2 separate regions of the Homo sapiens genome follow, and region 1 is linked to region 2. Evidence: chromatin loops called from intact Hi-C (ENCODE). Cell type or tissue: heart left ventricle. All regions are shown on one strand. Links, peaks and the distances in the headings refer to the core of each region. The heading gives the core; the rest is flanking DNA.

Region 1 (8,035 bases), core at 1,568-6,567, 64 kb before region 2:
GGGAAAGCAGTGTTGGTCAACTGACGACGCTAAAGAACCACCTTCGGTGGTTGTCACGGTGAGTTTGGCACTGAAGGCTCTTTGCTGTTCTGACCTGAAGCTCTCTGTTAGGACTTCCTGCTATTTTTCTCACAAGCCCTCATTTTCGCTGACAGTTCAGATCATGCCCTGTGCATATCCAGTTCCCCCGGTAGGCACGGCTCCTCCTTTCACCTCAATGCCCCGCTTTCCGCTCGGCCCACACTGGACTCTTGCTACCTCTTGTTTTGGCTTATGTTTAATCTTACTTTTTTAAAGCAACATCTTCTGATTATGAAATAATTTATACTTTTTTTTTGCAGAGAATGTGGAAAATACAGAAAAGTATAAGCAGAAGCATAAAAATTATTCACAGTTGCACCCTTGGAGGGAGCTGTCCTATAAATCTTGGTGAATTTGCTGCCCTTCTTTTTTCTGTGGATCTGTCTATTACATGTGATAGTTTTTAAAGCTGATGTCATGTTATTGATGTAGTTTTGCTTCTTGCTTTATCCATTGAAGACTATAATGTGAGAAATTTCCTCGCTGGGGCTCTTCCCAAACCTGATATTTACTGACCACACCAATATTCAATTGAATGAGGGAGTGTCATAATTCAATCACTTATAGTTTCCAGAAACGTTGTGCTCATTTACATTTTCCTTAGCAGCATATGAGGGTGCATGAATCCCATCATCACAACGCAATGGAATTAGGGAGAAATGCCAGTGAAAGATGAAGAGAGATGAGGCAGGACTAGCAGGAGCGCCTCAGACCCTCATTTCTGCAGGCAAGAAAGGAAAGGATCCTGTGGAAGGGTCTCCCACTGCTGTGTGATTCTAAAAGCTTTGGGCAGGGGATAGGGAGTCTCCAAACCAAAGCCTGGTGGCCATTCTGTGACAGGCAGGAGTGGGCTGCTATGAGGACCCTGGTCATGTTGAAGCTTTGGCGGGGGGTCACCAAGAGGTGGATAGCTGGAGCTGTCAGTCAACTCTGCTTCCCAGGGGCAGATTCTCTCAAAACAGACCAGAACTATAGCCCTTGCTCTCCCATGCCCACCCCACTTCACCTGATAAACAGGAAATATAATTAAAACATATAATTATGAACTGTGAAAATGGTCTAATTTTGCTGGTTTTCATTCTTCTGATTAACCTTGATGTCAAACATTTCTCATGAATTTTGTTACATACTTGTACTTCTAAGAATTGTGTGCCTGGGTTCTCTGTTTGCCCGTGATTGTTTTCTTTATTGATGTTTTAAGAGGATTTGCGGCATTAAGCCTGTTAACTCTTTCTCCATTCTCTTTCATATTTTAACCAATTTATCACTTCTCTTTATATTTTATGTAGGATGTTTGGATGTTTTAGAATAACTCACTCTTCTGTTAAGATCACTTTTATTTACTTCATGTTCAGAAAATTCTTGCTCATCCAGGCTCTAGTTAAATATATGCCAGTATTTTATTCTAGATACTTTTGGATTCTTTTTTTTACATTTAATACACTGGGGTTTTATTTCAGTGTATGAGGGAGGGATCAAACTTGATTATTTTCCCCCCTTTTAGCCACATTTTCCAATTTTACTTTCAGATAATTTAACCATTAACCATTTCTTCCTGGTGATTCCTTTCTGAGATTTAAATTTTTAAAATATGTATGATAGATCTCAGGACTATCTGTTTCTACTTCATTGGATGATCTACAGAATCTTGTACCACCAGCACCACACTGTTTTAATTATTGTATCAAGAATAATACAGTTAGATATCTCTTAGGGACAGTATCTCCTTGATATTCTTTAAGCAGTTCTTAACTCTTCTCATCCTTTTTTTCCCTTCCAGATGGACTTTCATCAAATTCAAAGAAAAAAAAAAGATTCCACTGGGATTTAATTCAGATTGCATTTCACCGAAAAATTACAAGGATTAACAACAAGGATTAATAGCATTGCTGCATTCATTATGGCAACCCAAGGTTATGTCTCTCTATTGACTATTCTCTTTAATTAATCTGTGTAAAAAGTTTGCATTTTTAATATAGGTCTTGGATATTTCTTATTAGTGTTCTTTATATTTTTTTCCAATACTCTTAAGAATGCATTTTTCTCCCTATATTTTCTGCTTGTTGTTAGAATAGAAACAGTATTTATTTTGGAGATTTTTGTATTTTTATCTTGTATCTGACCCCTTCCCTAATTTTTATGAATACTAAGAATTTTACAGTCAGTACTTTTATATTATCTTGGTGCATAATCATAATGTAGTCTGTAAGTAACAAACATTTTGTTTCCTTCTTTCTATTGTAGAGTTTGAGAAGTCGTCAGTGTGTAGTCCTGTTACCTTAATTGTTTCTGAGTTATGGGTTGAATTTATTTTGAAATTTCAAAAAACTTCAAAGGGTAGTATGTTATTTTTGTGTTAATCAAAATGAACAATGGGTTTCAAAAGCTTGAACAACGTCATCTTGGGAGTGCCAAATGAATAGGATGTCCTGTATGTCAGGAGCATGCCCACACTTTTCTTGCTAGGGTGAGTTTATTGTCCCTGATGAATCCCAGGAGTACTAGTCCATGATGCTCTTATTCCCTGGTGCTTTAACATGCAGTGCAGCCGGAGTTGGCCTGAACTTTAGGAAATGAGGTCGTAAGTCGAAAGAACAGGGAATTGAGAAAGCACACAGAAGCAGCCAGGGCCAACATTTTCCCCTAAACAAGCCAATCAACAAAAAGCAATGCCAAACAAGCCCCTTTGAAACTTTCAAAGTCCTCATCCTAGTACCTTCCTAGCACTCTAGGAGACATCTTTCAGCTGTTGATTTATGAACGCTGAGAGGCACGTGGAGGAATTAATGGAGGTAAATATCTAACTTAAAAAATCTTCAGTAGGCATTTTTAGACAATCCTCCTTGAAAGAAAAGTGTGGATGCTCTGTGCGTGTATTGACTGCACCTGCAGGGGTATAGCTGGAGAACACCCAGTGAGCATCTTCAGGAGCCAAGTCACGCAGGGGCTTAGCTCTCAGTCCATTGCGACAGTTGCCATGATGCCTTCTGACCATTAAACACTTTGAACTCTTTTCTCTCATCCTCTGTTATTTGCTTTGGACCCATAACAGACTCATTAGTTAAAAATAAGAAGCAAAGGTAATCCTGATGTTGAATTACAAGTTAATGCAGAGCACAGACATGAAAATAATTCTATGGGTTTGCTGCAGCATAATCCTTGCCAGATCTCCAAGTTCCATTCATCTAATGAAAAGCCTTAGTTTGAAGAACATTTTGGAGAACTCTTACATCAAGAGGTCTCCAGTACCTCAAAAACCAGTGTTCAAAAGGAAAATGCACACGCGCATTTCAGGGAGGTGGGAATAAAAGCCTTCCTTTGCGCAGCGTGTTACATGTGGAAATGTGGAACGCACACGATCATTCTTACTGTTAAAAAACCCCACAAAGATTATAAAAATATGTCAGTTTTTTTTTGGTGCAAAAACTCACACGATTAAAAATATTATACTATGAAAGCAGCTTTGATCTATTCTTCAGTCATTTCTGTGACGTGTGGTTAAATTTAATCTGTTTAAATTTTTTATTTGATTCTTCCAAACCAAACACAATATCTCATTTTAAAACGTATCTGCTGACAGTGGTTTTTCTTCTCGCCTGAATCATGCTGAGAACAGGTGTAACCAGATGTCCTCTTAGCCTACAAACACATTTCAGAAAATCATTATAAGATGCTCAATTAACTTTGAGCAAAGTAGTTTCCTGTATCCTTCAAAGAAAGACATGTTTTCAAAATGTCACTGCAGTAAATAAAAGTGTTGACATGCTGTGTAGGGCTATTAGTTATGGGGCCAGAATTCAAAATAGCTGATTGGAAGTAGGGCCAGTTGTCTATCAAAGTATTTCTAATTTATGGCAACGAAATCATGTTATCTGCATAGAACAGAACTCAGCTCTCCCTACTTCTCTGTGATGGGGGATCTATACTGTATCTGGCTCATCTAAAAGTGGTTCCAAATCACTAACAAATATGAATGGGTGTTAGACTATGCTCCTATTCACCCCCACTGGAAAATCTTATCTGATAAAAGACAGTTTTGATGTCCTTTGCTTTGATGTTAAAGTATGGGCTTCCTGAATACATCAATACAGGGGTCTGAACTGATCTTAGTACATTTCAAAGCATTTCTTGTCAATGGGAGTCAAAACTCAATGCAAGCTACAGCCTCATGTTATTCCTAAAAGATTTATCTTTGGAGTAATAAACAGTAAGCCAATTGTCCTTAAGACCACTACACTTAAATCCTTGGTTCTCGTATACAACATTAGCTCCAGACAGCTATAACTGGATGTAATCAAGAAAGAAATGGCATTAAAAGTTAAAAAAATTTAGAATTATAAAAGCATGAAAATAGCTGCTTACTATAAAAATGTTAAATACGAGACTCTACATAATAAAAAGTGAAAGCTGTAATTTACCTGCTCCCCATCTCTCCTTCTCCCCAGTGCAACTCTCCTCCCTGGGTCTGCAGGACAAACTCTGGTCCTCCAGCAAGGATTTATTTTATCTGAAGTTTATTTACGGCAAAGAGATTTTTATAATTAGTACTGTGATAAGACATGGTACTCTTTGACCAGGAATATTTTTGGGGGTGTGGGGGAGGGGGTTAGGACTCGAGTTCTTATGAAACAGCCACAAGGAGTTTAATTAGAAGGCACAATCACTTGCTAGGTAGCAAGAGAAAAAATCCTGCCCCTCACTGTTTCCTGGAGATTGCTGTCGAGGGTCTGTGACAAATCAACACAGGGCCACTGCGGCTTGGCATACTTAGTTTCCTCATCATCCAAATCAACTATTGCAAACACCTAAAAAAGAGTGAGAAATGGAGCCAGATGGGATATAATCTATGATCGTGGCCCCAGAGTAGAAATGAGGTTGGTTTTTTTCAGATTTATGCCATGTACCGCATTGAATGTTATCAATACTGTACATGAATACAAGGGTTGAGGGTTTTTGTTTCCATTAAGAATCTGTTTCCAGGAGAACAGCCCATGGGAAAGTATTGTCCTTTTTCAACTACAAATATGGAGGGCCCCATTGCCTATGTTAAAAAAAAATCTCAGAATTTTGGCTTAGGCAATAAACTCTTTAATGGAACATACAGAGTAAATAAAAGATCTCTAAAGGGAGACCACAGGCCCCAAGCAGACAGAATGGACCAAACATACAGAAGGAATGTAAATATAGCTGACTTCAGTTTTATTTTATTTTATTTTTAAATTGAGATAAGCTAATTTCTTCCCTTGAAAAACCCACTTGAGCATCCCTCTTAGTTATGCAGAAACAGAGTAAGCACTCATTATATTTTATGGATTTAAAGTGCTCCAGAACCTTCTGAGACTTGCCCTGAATCTCCTGAATGCAAAGCTAATTATATGAGGAGGTGGGCCTACTTACATAGGAGCTAGTGTCTTCTGGGAAAGACTCCAGCCCCTAGGTCCTGGTGTCCAATGGTCCAAAGTCTTTTGGAATGGATAAGAGTGGACCAGATTAAGGCACAAAATAACAGCTTGAGAAAAGACTGGTGACCCAGGCTTACTGTACAAGGAAGGTGTAAGTTGGATGAAAGGGTGGGATTCTAGTACAAAATGTGGTAAAGATGGATGCAACCCCCTAACCCGGTGACACAGGCATACTGGATGTGCTTTGGAAATAGTAACTGTGTGTGTGTGTGCTCAAGGGAGCACCATGTATTGAGTTTAATGCCATGGAAGTCAAAATACCATCTTCCTTTGAAGCCTGTGGCCTGCACAGGGCCATGCAAAATCGTCACTGCTGGATGAGCAGGAGTCCAGGGGACTGCACAGGGTTGTGTGTGTTCAACAGCAACACCATGTAGCAGCGAGACCCAACAAGGAGACAGAAGCTGTTGGAATGCAGGCCTCTTTCCCTGTGACATTTGAAAGCATCAACACAGTCTTCGCACGGGAGTCCAATCTGCCAGAGAAGGGCAAAGCAAATCGGGCCTTATATTAAATTCCTGGAAGTCAAACTTCCTGGTCCAATGAGGAACTTCTCAAGGGCCTTCGCTGGAGAAAGGATGTTCAGCAAGAACGAAGGACAGCTTCGTTCAGATGGATGAGCTTAGTGCATCCTGAGTGGTGAGCTGACCGGGGCCCAGGTAAGCTGCACAACAGATTCTGCTGGGGGATATCAGGGCAAATGCCCACTTAGATCTACCCCAGGGAGCATTGCCTTCTTGTTCTAAATTAACCTTAGATTAGGTAGGAATAATTCTAGTTGTACAGTCACAGGGGTGTACAAGCTGTAAATTGGACACCATTTTGGACCTCAACTCTCTGGAGGGATTTCTGAGCACCTCCTACTTAGAGAGGAAGGCCTGGGAAGAAGACACAAGCCAGCTTAGTAAAGGGCCAGGGGCAGGTAAAATGTGAGTAAAGTTTTTAGAATTAGGGTCAAAGTCAGCTAGGCCTTTTCAAAAATAAGCCATAGAAATGTAGGGCAGAGAAGGGCCAAAAATGGAATAAAAATCGAGGGACCCAAGCTTTCTGCATCTGCAAGGTTGTTGGATGTTCTTGTCATGTGGTTGCTCCGTTTCCCATTAGCCTGGAGGCCACAGATGTGGGATCTTGAAGCGGTCTCGGGACACAGGAAACCCCAGTTACCATCCCAACCCTAAAGGCTGCTTTTGGATGGAGTAAACCTGAATGTTACTTGCAGGAGATCCCCATTATCTCACGTTTTGGAAGGCAGCTGGGAAGAAACCATCATTCACCAACCAGCACAGCTGTTGAGGAATCACATTCAGCTGGAAAAGAGAGAACTAGAATTTTCTGGAGCCCCTTTCTCTAGTTTCTTCTAGAGATCTGGAATATCTCAGATCACCATGGGCATTTTCCTCCCAGCACTTATCATAATTAATACCGCTTTGGGTGATTACTTGATTAATGTCTGTCTCATCCCTCCAGACTATTAGTTTCCTGAGGACAGGGATCCTGTCTGTTTGCTCATCACTTTATCCTCACTAACGCACAAGAGACTGAAGTGTGTGTCAATGTGTGTAAGATTTCGGGGAAAGAACTACCTGTCAGCCTTTTAGGTTGCAAGGTTGGGAGGGATATGGCATCAAAGGTTGGGACCAGGCAGGAAGAGGGCCTGGTTCACCTCACAGCGGAAGGACAGAGATCCTGACCACAGCAGCTGGTGAGGTGATGTCTGGGAGCTGTGAGAGGCCATTATATTTTAGGTCATTGGGCTGCTCAGGCTGGCACATGCTCAAAGTTAAAAGTCCATCTGTGGGAAGAACTGCCACATTGGTCCTCCAGCTGACACATATCATGTTCATTTTAGACTCCAGTGTTTCTATGCCTTCTTTGTCAAGATGACTGGGACAGGTGGATAGAAAGGAAGAAAGGTGAGGGTCTCCCAGGCTGCAGGAAGGTTAGGGTGAGTGAGATGAGCAGTTGCTGTGGCTTAAAAATGTTGCCCAAAAAGTTGGGTTGGTATTGGTATTCTGTTGGGAGGGAAGCTGGCTGCAGAGGAGGAGGGCAAAGAAAAAAGGAGAAATGAACACTTTCTTAGGAGAGCCTGGAGTGCACGCTGGCCCCAATGGGTGGACATTTCTGCCACTGTCTCTCAGGTCTTCCCCCAGTCTCCACGGTGCAGAGAGCCCCGTCATCTCTACCCCCAGGAAAGGGCTGCTCAGATAAGGCGGCCCCTTTCACCTGGAGCTGGGATCCCACGTGCCCATCAGGAAATGGACTGGGGTGGCTAATCCCCTGACCTCAGTTCCAGGAAGGAAGAATAAGTGTACATCAGCCAAATTTTTAAAAGTTTCATAAAATCAAAAGATTCCATTCACCTCCACACCAAAAACAGCAAAACAAACAAGCAAACAAAAACCCTCAAACAATAGCAACAACAAAAACAGAGAAAGCTCCAAAGCATAAAATAAAAGCAAACGGGGTGTAGACACTATCAAGTTGAGCAAGGA
Region 2 (8,035 bases), core at 977-5,976:
ATCATCCCACAACATTTGATTTTTGTCGTTCAGGGAGCGATTTTAGGGCAACCTGGTTGATGCTTCCATTAGATGTGGTATCAGCTAGACTTAGTTTTCTTCTTTCTGGTGGTGGTGGGCACAGCAGGTAAACTGGGGATGTGACTGGGAAAAGGATACAGGACTTTTACAGGACTTCCAAGCAGCAAAGTTTTCAGTCTCTTCTTTGGCTCCGTGTCTGAGTTCCCAACACATTGTCCTGGTGTTTCTGCTTGGATTCTCAAACAATTCCTTAGTCTCTCTTTGAGCATGGAGTCATCTCATTTCTGAGGCTTAGGAAAAATTTATTGACTATATGAAGGGCTTTTCAGAAGGTCTCAGATAACAGGGGGATATCTTAATCTGCTCACTTCACACAGACTGACCAGTACTCTTCACATCATTCCGAATGAGGTTTTGAACTGACCATGATAACCAGCAACTCAGTCATGATGTGGGGATGGTCAGTACTTGATTGTCACTGGAGGCACTGGAGGCAAGAGCCTTCAGGTTGTGCTGCTACCACATCAGGAGAGACAGACTTTCCGTTCTGTGGTATGGTTACTTCAGTAAAACTGTGCAGTGTGATAATATTTCTGAACTCCCAAGCTTTATGTTTTTTACCCTCCTTGTATCTCTTCTTAACTCTTTCCACCACTGAGGTGGCCAGACCTTTCTGGGTCTTTTGCCCCAGGGGTGTGGACAGGGTTTAAAGCCAGATAAAGAGGAACTCCCTGGATTTTAGCCTCCCAAAGCTGAAGCCCATAGTGAAAGCCTGCTAGTGAACAAAGCGTTTTGGAGGAAGATAAGAAAGAGTAAGGCTTATCCTACCTAGTCTAGAGAATATGTGGTTGGGCTCAGGGAAGGAAGGAGAGATGAAGGGAAATCCAGATTGTCTAGGGATCCTGCTCCTGTGCCCTTCTTCCTGCTGAGGAAGCAGTATGTTAGCCAGTTCTCGCATTGCTATAAAGAAATAACCTGAGACTGGGTGATGTATAAAGAAAAGAGGTTTAATTGGCTCATTGTTCCATGGGCTGTACAAGAAGCATGGAAGCACCTGCTTAGAAATTTCTTTGGCCAGACACCCTAAATCATTTTTCTCAAGTTCAAAGTTTCACAAATCTCTAGGGCAGGGGCAAAATGCCACCAGTCTCTTCGCTAAAACATAACAGAAGTCACCTTTGCTTTAGCTCCCAACAAGTTCCTTATTTCCATCTGAGACCACCACAGCCTGGACCTTATTGTCCATATCACTATCAGCATTTTTGTCAAAGCCATCCAACAAGTCTCTAGGAAGCTCCAAATTTTCCCACGTTTTCCTTTCTTCTTCTGAGCCTTCCAAAGTGTTCCAAACTTCTGCCTGTTACTCAGTTCCAAAGTCACTTACACATTTTCGGGTATCTTTTCTTCAATGCCACTCTTTACTGGTACTAACTTAATGTATTAGTTCATTTTCACTCTGCTGATAAAGACATACTGGGCAATTTACAAAAGAAAGAGAGGTTTAATGGACTTACAGTTCCATGTGGCTGGGGAGGTCTAACAATCATGACAGAAGGCAAGGAGGAGCAAGTCACTTCTTACATGGATGGCAGCATGCAAAGAGAGAGAGAGAGTTTGTGTAGGGGAACTCCTCTTTTTAAAACCATCAGATCTCGTGAGACTTATTCACTGTCATGAGAACAGCATGGGAAAGATCCACCCCCATGATTCAATTACCTCCCACTGGTCCCTCCCACAACACATGGAAATTCAAGATGAGATTTGGTTGGGGACACAGCCAAACCATATCACCCATTCATAAGAAACCATCCCTGTGATCTAATCACCTCCCATCACGTCCCACCTCCAACATTGGGGATTAAAATTCAACATGAGATTTGGGTGAGGACACAAGTCCAAACTATAACAGCCAGAGAGGTTGGAGGGGGAATGGTTGCACAGAGCCCATGAAGATATGCAGCTTTAGGGAGATGTCCATGCTCCACTGGCACAGGGAGGACCAGAGGGATTCCAGTGCTCCCAAACTTGGCTTGAAAGGAGTACAGAAAGTTGCAGGGCCAACAGCATTAGATACCAGCAAGAGGGGTGTATCCATGAGCACTTGGAAGGACAGATGTCTGAGAGACAGACAGAATGTAGCATGAATCAGGGATGTTTGTAGGAACAAATGACTTAGGTTGATAGCAAGGACTTCTCTTCTTTTCCCTCTGTTTTGCCACCCACCCATCAGGTACCTTGCCCAGGAGTCCCATAGAATGTTGAGTCTACACTGCCCAAAGCCAAAGCTAGGGATACCCTCAAATGGCGTTGAACCTGGGCTACCTCAGCTGCTAGTATAGTTCCATGTGGTTGTGGAAACTTCATAAAAATGCCTCTTATGGGTGGTCAAGTGCCAAGATGATGCATTTCCCTGGGCTGATTCAGCCCTATGTTCAGTGTGTGGCTTACCATGAAGGGCACAGGCTGAATTTCAGCTCCTACAGAAGCTCTCAGCTGAACAGGGCTTAACCTGTGCAGCCAAATGTGGAGGCCCTGTTTAGACTGAGGTTCAAACCCTCCAGGTGACTTTAGATCACCTATAGCTGTGTAGAAACAAGCTTTTCTCACCCAATAAGAGAGAGAAATTCAGTGATGTGTTAGCAGTACCCTGGGCTAGACATCAGAAGATTCACTTCTGGGAAATGCCATTTGTTCTCCATGTGAATCAGCATTGAAACTTGGAACCTCAGTTTCCTCATATGTTAAATGGAGGAGAAGAGCTCCTGCTTTTCCTTGCACAGCTGTAGTTTGGGTCAAATTCAGAGATATCCAGGAGGCTGTTTCGGGAGTGATGACTAGGGCTGAGCCACTAAAGTTCAAGAAGTCATGGAAGGAGGTGAGATGATGGTGTGAGTCCTTTTTTTTTTTTAAGGGGTCTTGCTCTGTTGCCCAGGCTGGAGTGCAGTGGCGTGATCTCGGCTCACTGCAACCTCCACCTCCCAGGTTCAAGTGATTCTCCTGCCGCAGCCTCATTTTTCGTATTTTTAATAGAGATGGGGTTTTGCTATGTTGGCCAGGCTGGTCTCAAACTCCTAACCTCAAGTGATCTGCCTGCCTTGGCCTCCTAAAGTGCTGGGATTATAGGTGTGAGCCACTGCGCCCAGCCAGTATGAGCACTTTTGAGCAAGATGTAAAGGTCAGGGGCCAAGGAACCTGTTTTTGTGGTAGGCTGAGTCTGCAGTTGGAGAGCAAGTGCAGGAGGAGGGGCCCTGGGCTGCACAGTGACCCAGGAGCTGGCCCAGGAGGGGCCTACAGGGTGTCCTTCAGAGCACTGTGAGTGGGAGGTAAGATTTTGCTGGGGCAGATGAAGTCTGGGTCCACCACCATTTGGTATAAATGGGCCCAATTTGGGCCGTGTGGCTTGCCACATGCAACTCTAATGTTAGAGAGCTGAGTCAGGAGCCTGACTGTGGCAGTCCAGGTCCAATCAGGAGACAGAAACTACACAGCAGATCAAAGAGAGAAAGTCTAATATAAAGAATGGTTATGACAAAGGAGTAACTTATAAGCAAATTTGTCACGGCTCCCTGTGACTAAGGGCGCCTACCCGAGGAAGGAAAAACTTGCTAGGGGTTAGGACTTCAGAGGTGAAGGAGTGGGAAGCAATGGAGTCTTCTTGTTTGGTCTGGAGTTGCTGGATAAGAAACGGGCCTCCGTCTGAAGTGCAGAGAAGGGAGCAGCAGTGGCTGGGTGTGCACACAGAGACCAGGCACTAGTGGGCTGGAACTTTTGGAACATGTGACCCACGCATGGGCTTTGGTTTCCATGTTAAGGGGGCTGCAGAAAAGTGATCGTCCATCCAGCAAGGCTGCAGAGTCACAGAGGGACTTCAGGTGGGTGGAAGAGTGGGGAGAGGCAAGGACACAAGTTCACCAGATGCCCTCACACCACCTCCAGCTGGTACTGGAAACAGCAGGAGAGCCAGTTTCTCCTGCAGTGCTCCCTGCTGAGGAGGCTGACCTCATGTTTACTATAAAAAACACCATGTACCTGGCACTCACCCAGGCTAAGTTCCACTAGCTGCCTGCCTGGCTGTTTTATAAAACCCTAAATGAAACAATCTTTAAAAAATGATGAGCTATCTCTTTCAGGTTACAATTTATTTTATATAATTTTGTTATTTTAGAAAAACATCCCAAGGTAATGTAAATCAGTCCAACCATTGTGGAAGACAGTGTGGCAATTCCTCAAAGATCTAGAAGCAGAAGTACCATTTGACCCAGCAATCCCATTACTGGCTACATATCCAAAGGAATATAAATCATTCTATTACAAAGATAAATGCATGCATATCTTTGCAGTGGTATTCATAGTAGCAAAGATATAGAATCAAACCAAATGCCCATCAGCGATAGACTGGATAAAGAAAATGTGGCACATATATACCATGGAATACTATGCAGCCATAAAAAAGAACAAGATCATGTCCTTTTCAGGGACAAGGATGGAGCTGGAAGCTGTCATCCTCAGCAAACTAACACAGGAACAGAAAACCAAATACCACATGTTCTCACTTATAAGTGGAGCTGAACGATGAGAACACATGAGTGCATGGCGGGGGGAACAACACACACTGTGGCCTGTTGGGGGTGGGGTTGGCAGAAGTTAGAGCATCAGGAAGAATAGCTAATGCATGCTGGGCTTAATACCTAGATGATGGGTTGATCTGTGCAGCAAACCACAATAGCACATGTTTACCTACGTAACAAACTTGCATATCCTACACATGTACCCAGGAATTTAAAATAAAAGTTGAAGAAAAAAATTAAATTAAAAATTCTTAAAAAAAATTCTCAAGGTTACATATGCACACACATATACATAAATTGACCAGAAAAAAGCGTGACAGTATAGGTTAAGGGAGCAAACTAGACCACAGACTATTATGATCCAAACTTTGTTCAACATAAGTCATTGTCAGTATATACATATAGCCAAATACCTGGAAAGATGCATAAAGAAATGTTGACCTGTTTTTTCTCTAGTAGTGTGGATAATTTGTTATTCTTTGAGCTCATCTGTGTTTTCCAATTTTCTACAATAAACTTGGTTTACTTGTGCATTAAAAATAGAAGAAAGAAGAAAGAGAGAAAGAGAAAGGAAGGAATGAAGGGAGGAAGGAAGGAAAGAATGAAGAAAGAAAGGAAGAAAGAAAGAAAGGAAGGAAGGAAGGGAGGAAGGATGGGAGGAAGGAAGGAAAGAATGAAGAAAGAAAGGAAGAAAGAAAGAAAAGAAGGAAGAAAGAAAAGAAGGAAAGAAAGAAGAAAGGAAGGAAGGGGAAGAAGGAAGGAAGGAGGGATGGAGGGAAAAAGGAAGGAAGGGCAGGAGGAAAGGGAGGGAGGAAGAGAGGGAGGAAGAAAGAAAAGGAAGGAAGGAAATAAGAAAGGCAAGGAAGGAAGGAAGGAAAGGGAGGAAAGAAGGGGGAAGGAAGGGAGGAAGGAAAGGCAGGGGGAAGGAGAACGACCTTGAGCTAACCCGGACAAAATGAAATGTGAAGATGTACAGAAGTGCTCAGCGTGGGTGAGCAACTAACACATCTTAGTTCCCCCGGGACCTTTGCTTTGCCAGGTGGAGTGAGAGCTGCCACATTCTCCTTCTTAGGCTCTGCCACCTGTGACCTCAGAGGCATGTTCTGGCCCTCAAGCTGCTTTTTGAGGATAGCTGTGGCCTTGGACGATCCTAAAGCTGCAAAACCATTCAGCAGCTGGGTGGACGGGAGGTCAGAACTCAGTTTGTTTGGCCTGGCTAAGTAGGTTATACTTTTATTAGACATTAACCTAGAAAAAAGCCGCAACCTGGGGAAAGATTTCTATTTAGAGCCAGGAAACTAGGCCACTTCTAAGATCAGTGACCTACATTTTCTGCTATAGAAATTTAAGATGAAATAGCGGTTGTTGCCATGCATGTGGGCGCTGAAACTCCATCAAAGGGCAGGGAGACAAGAAGGGGAGGAAGAAAGGGAGGCAGGCAGGGAATTTTAAAGAGCCGCCGTATTTGAAATCTTTTAAAACCAAGCCAACAATATTTAATAATGGAAGAAAAATGAGTATCCCAGCTGTGTATTTGTTTTCCTGGAAGAGCAATGTCTGCTAACTGGTAGCTCCTTCAGCAGGTAAAAAATCCATTTTATTCTGAGGCCTGTTAAAAAATGACATCTCCCCCAGGCCCCTGCCAGCCGTCCACAAAGACAAATCTTGGTGTCTCACGCTGGCTGCCAGCTGTCTGCTTTTTGTTATAGACTTCTGAGAAACTGTTTGCTTGATCTCATTGATCTGGGCTCTTTAGACTGGACCCTGTGGAGCCTCTAAGGTTAATGGGCTCTTGGGGCCTGAATTCCCATGAATCTTGGTGGTTGGGGGGAGTGGTTGTCTAGAAAAAGAAAAACAAAATGACAATAATGTATAGTGCTTTCTTATAATCCATAGCAGCCACATTGTGGAGTTGGATGGGTCAGGACCAACATTTAGGTTGTAACAACCAGATAGAAGGCTCCCAGGCCTGTGATCATTTCATTCTTCTTCAATTCATACTGGATTCTCTGTGATGTTTGTAATGTGGACACAAAGAGACCATTGCACCCATATCTGTGGTAGAATTTCTAATATTCCCCAATATCTAGCTCTCCTCTAATTCTGGTTCATCGAGCCTTGGAATTTCCCATGTCAGTGGTTCCGGTCATTGTATGCAGCAGAAGTAACTTGACAGGCATAGCATTAAATGCTGATGCTGGGTCCCTTAGCCCCCACTTTTCTGCATACCCAACAGGCTTATGGGAGAAGCCAAAATAATGGGAAGGTATAGCCCCTGTCCTTTGGGTCTCAGAGTGAGGATGACGTGGAGCCAACTCTCCTCATCCCCAACCCTGCTTGGGCAGGTAGCATTAGTGAGAAATAGTCCTTTGTTATTTTAAGTCACTGAAACACGGAGGTGGCTTGGAAGCCTGTCCTGACTCATGCAGTATCATATTAACTCGTTCTTGGAACCAGTTACTGGCTTTGCCAATCAACTAAAAAACCAAAACAAAGAAAAAAACAAAAGAAATAAATGAATGCCTAACGTGTGCTGTGCTTATTGCTGGAGACAGTAGGGATATAACGTTCACTGCCTCTGGGGTCACATGGCCTCCTCTTTTGTGTGTGTGTGTTTTCCACGAGTAAACCAAGTTTATTGTAGAAAATTGGAAAACACAGATGAGCTCAAAGAATAACAAATTATCCACACTAGTAGAGAAAAAACAGGTCAACATTTCTTTATGCATCTTTCCTTGCCTTTCTCTTAAAAGAACACTTGTCATTGAATTTAGGGTCCATCGGGACAACCCAGGATAATCTCATCTCAAGATCCTCAACTTAATTACATCTGCAAAGACCCTTTTTCCAAATAAGGTCATATTCACAGGTTCTCAGTGGACATATCTTTCAGGGGTCACTGTTGAATCCACTACATGAACACTTTCCCAGTGCCAGCTACTAGGCCAGGCAGTTTAACTTTTCACCTAACTTACTCTCCTGTTAAATCTCCAAAGTAGGTATTATCGTGTTCATTTTAAAGACCACGAAACTGAGTTTCAGGGAAGTGAAAAAAACATGTCCTAGGTTACACAAAGGTGGGAGCCAGGAGTTACACCTAGGTCTTATTCCTAAACTGGGGGATTTCATATATCAGTACATCTCTCCAAATGGATGTCATCTTCTTCAAACCACTGTTGCTTAAAAGATTTCTGGAACTCCTCTGCTTCAGAACCACTTCACAAGCCATGCAAGAAAAGCCTGCCTGCTTGCATTACTATCATCACAATTTGAATGTATTTGGTTTTAGGCAGCTTTATTTTCACATGATGTAGCTCACAGATTAAATTCTGCTTACAGTGAACAGGCCACAGCATTTGACGAATCAAAGCCTACGGCTTCCTCAAAGCACTAATTACTCAAAAGCCTATTAACCTGTTTAAACCCAGCCAAAGGCTTTGATATCC

The links. Peaks named below come from ENCODE experiments on the same cell type or tissue, not always from the same donor. Only the 100,000 strongest peaks of a DNase experiment are listed, where the experiment ranks them.
Region 1: it touches region 2 in a loop (4-fold over the local background); 20 of 110 quality-filtered maps call a loop at or near these places.

What each region holds. Positions count from the first base shown.
Region 1 is chr15:92,588,079-92,596,113 of GRCh38, reverse strand. No RefSeq gene overlaps it. Among named protein-coding and RNA genes, the nearest start is that of LINC00930, 20 kb to the right of the region's middle. In heart left ventricle, for the core only: no CTCF peak of the experiment used is centred there; no DNase peak of the experiment used is centred there.
Region 2 is chr15:92,523,325-92,531,359 of GRCh38, reverse strand. No RefSeq gene overlaps it. Among named protein-coding and RNA genes, the nearest start is that of LINC00930, 45 kb to the left of the region's middle. In heart left ventricle, for the core only: no CTCF peak of the experiment used is centred there; no DNase peak of the experiment used is centred there; H3K27ac peaks cover 260 bases.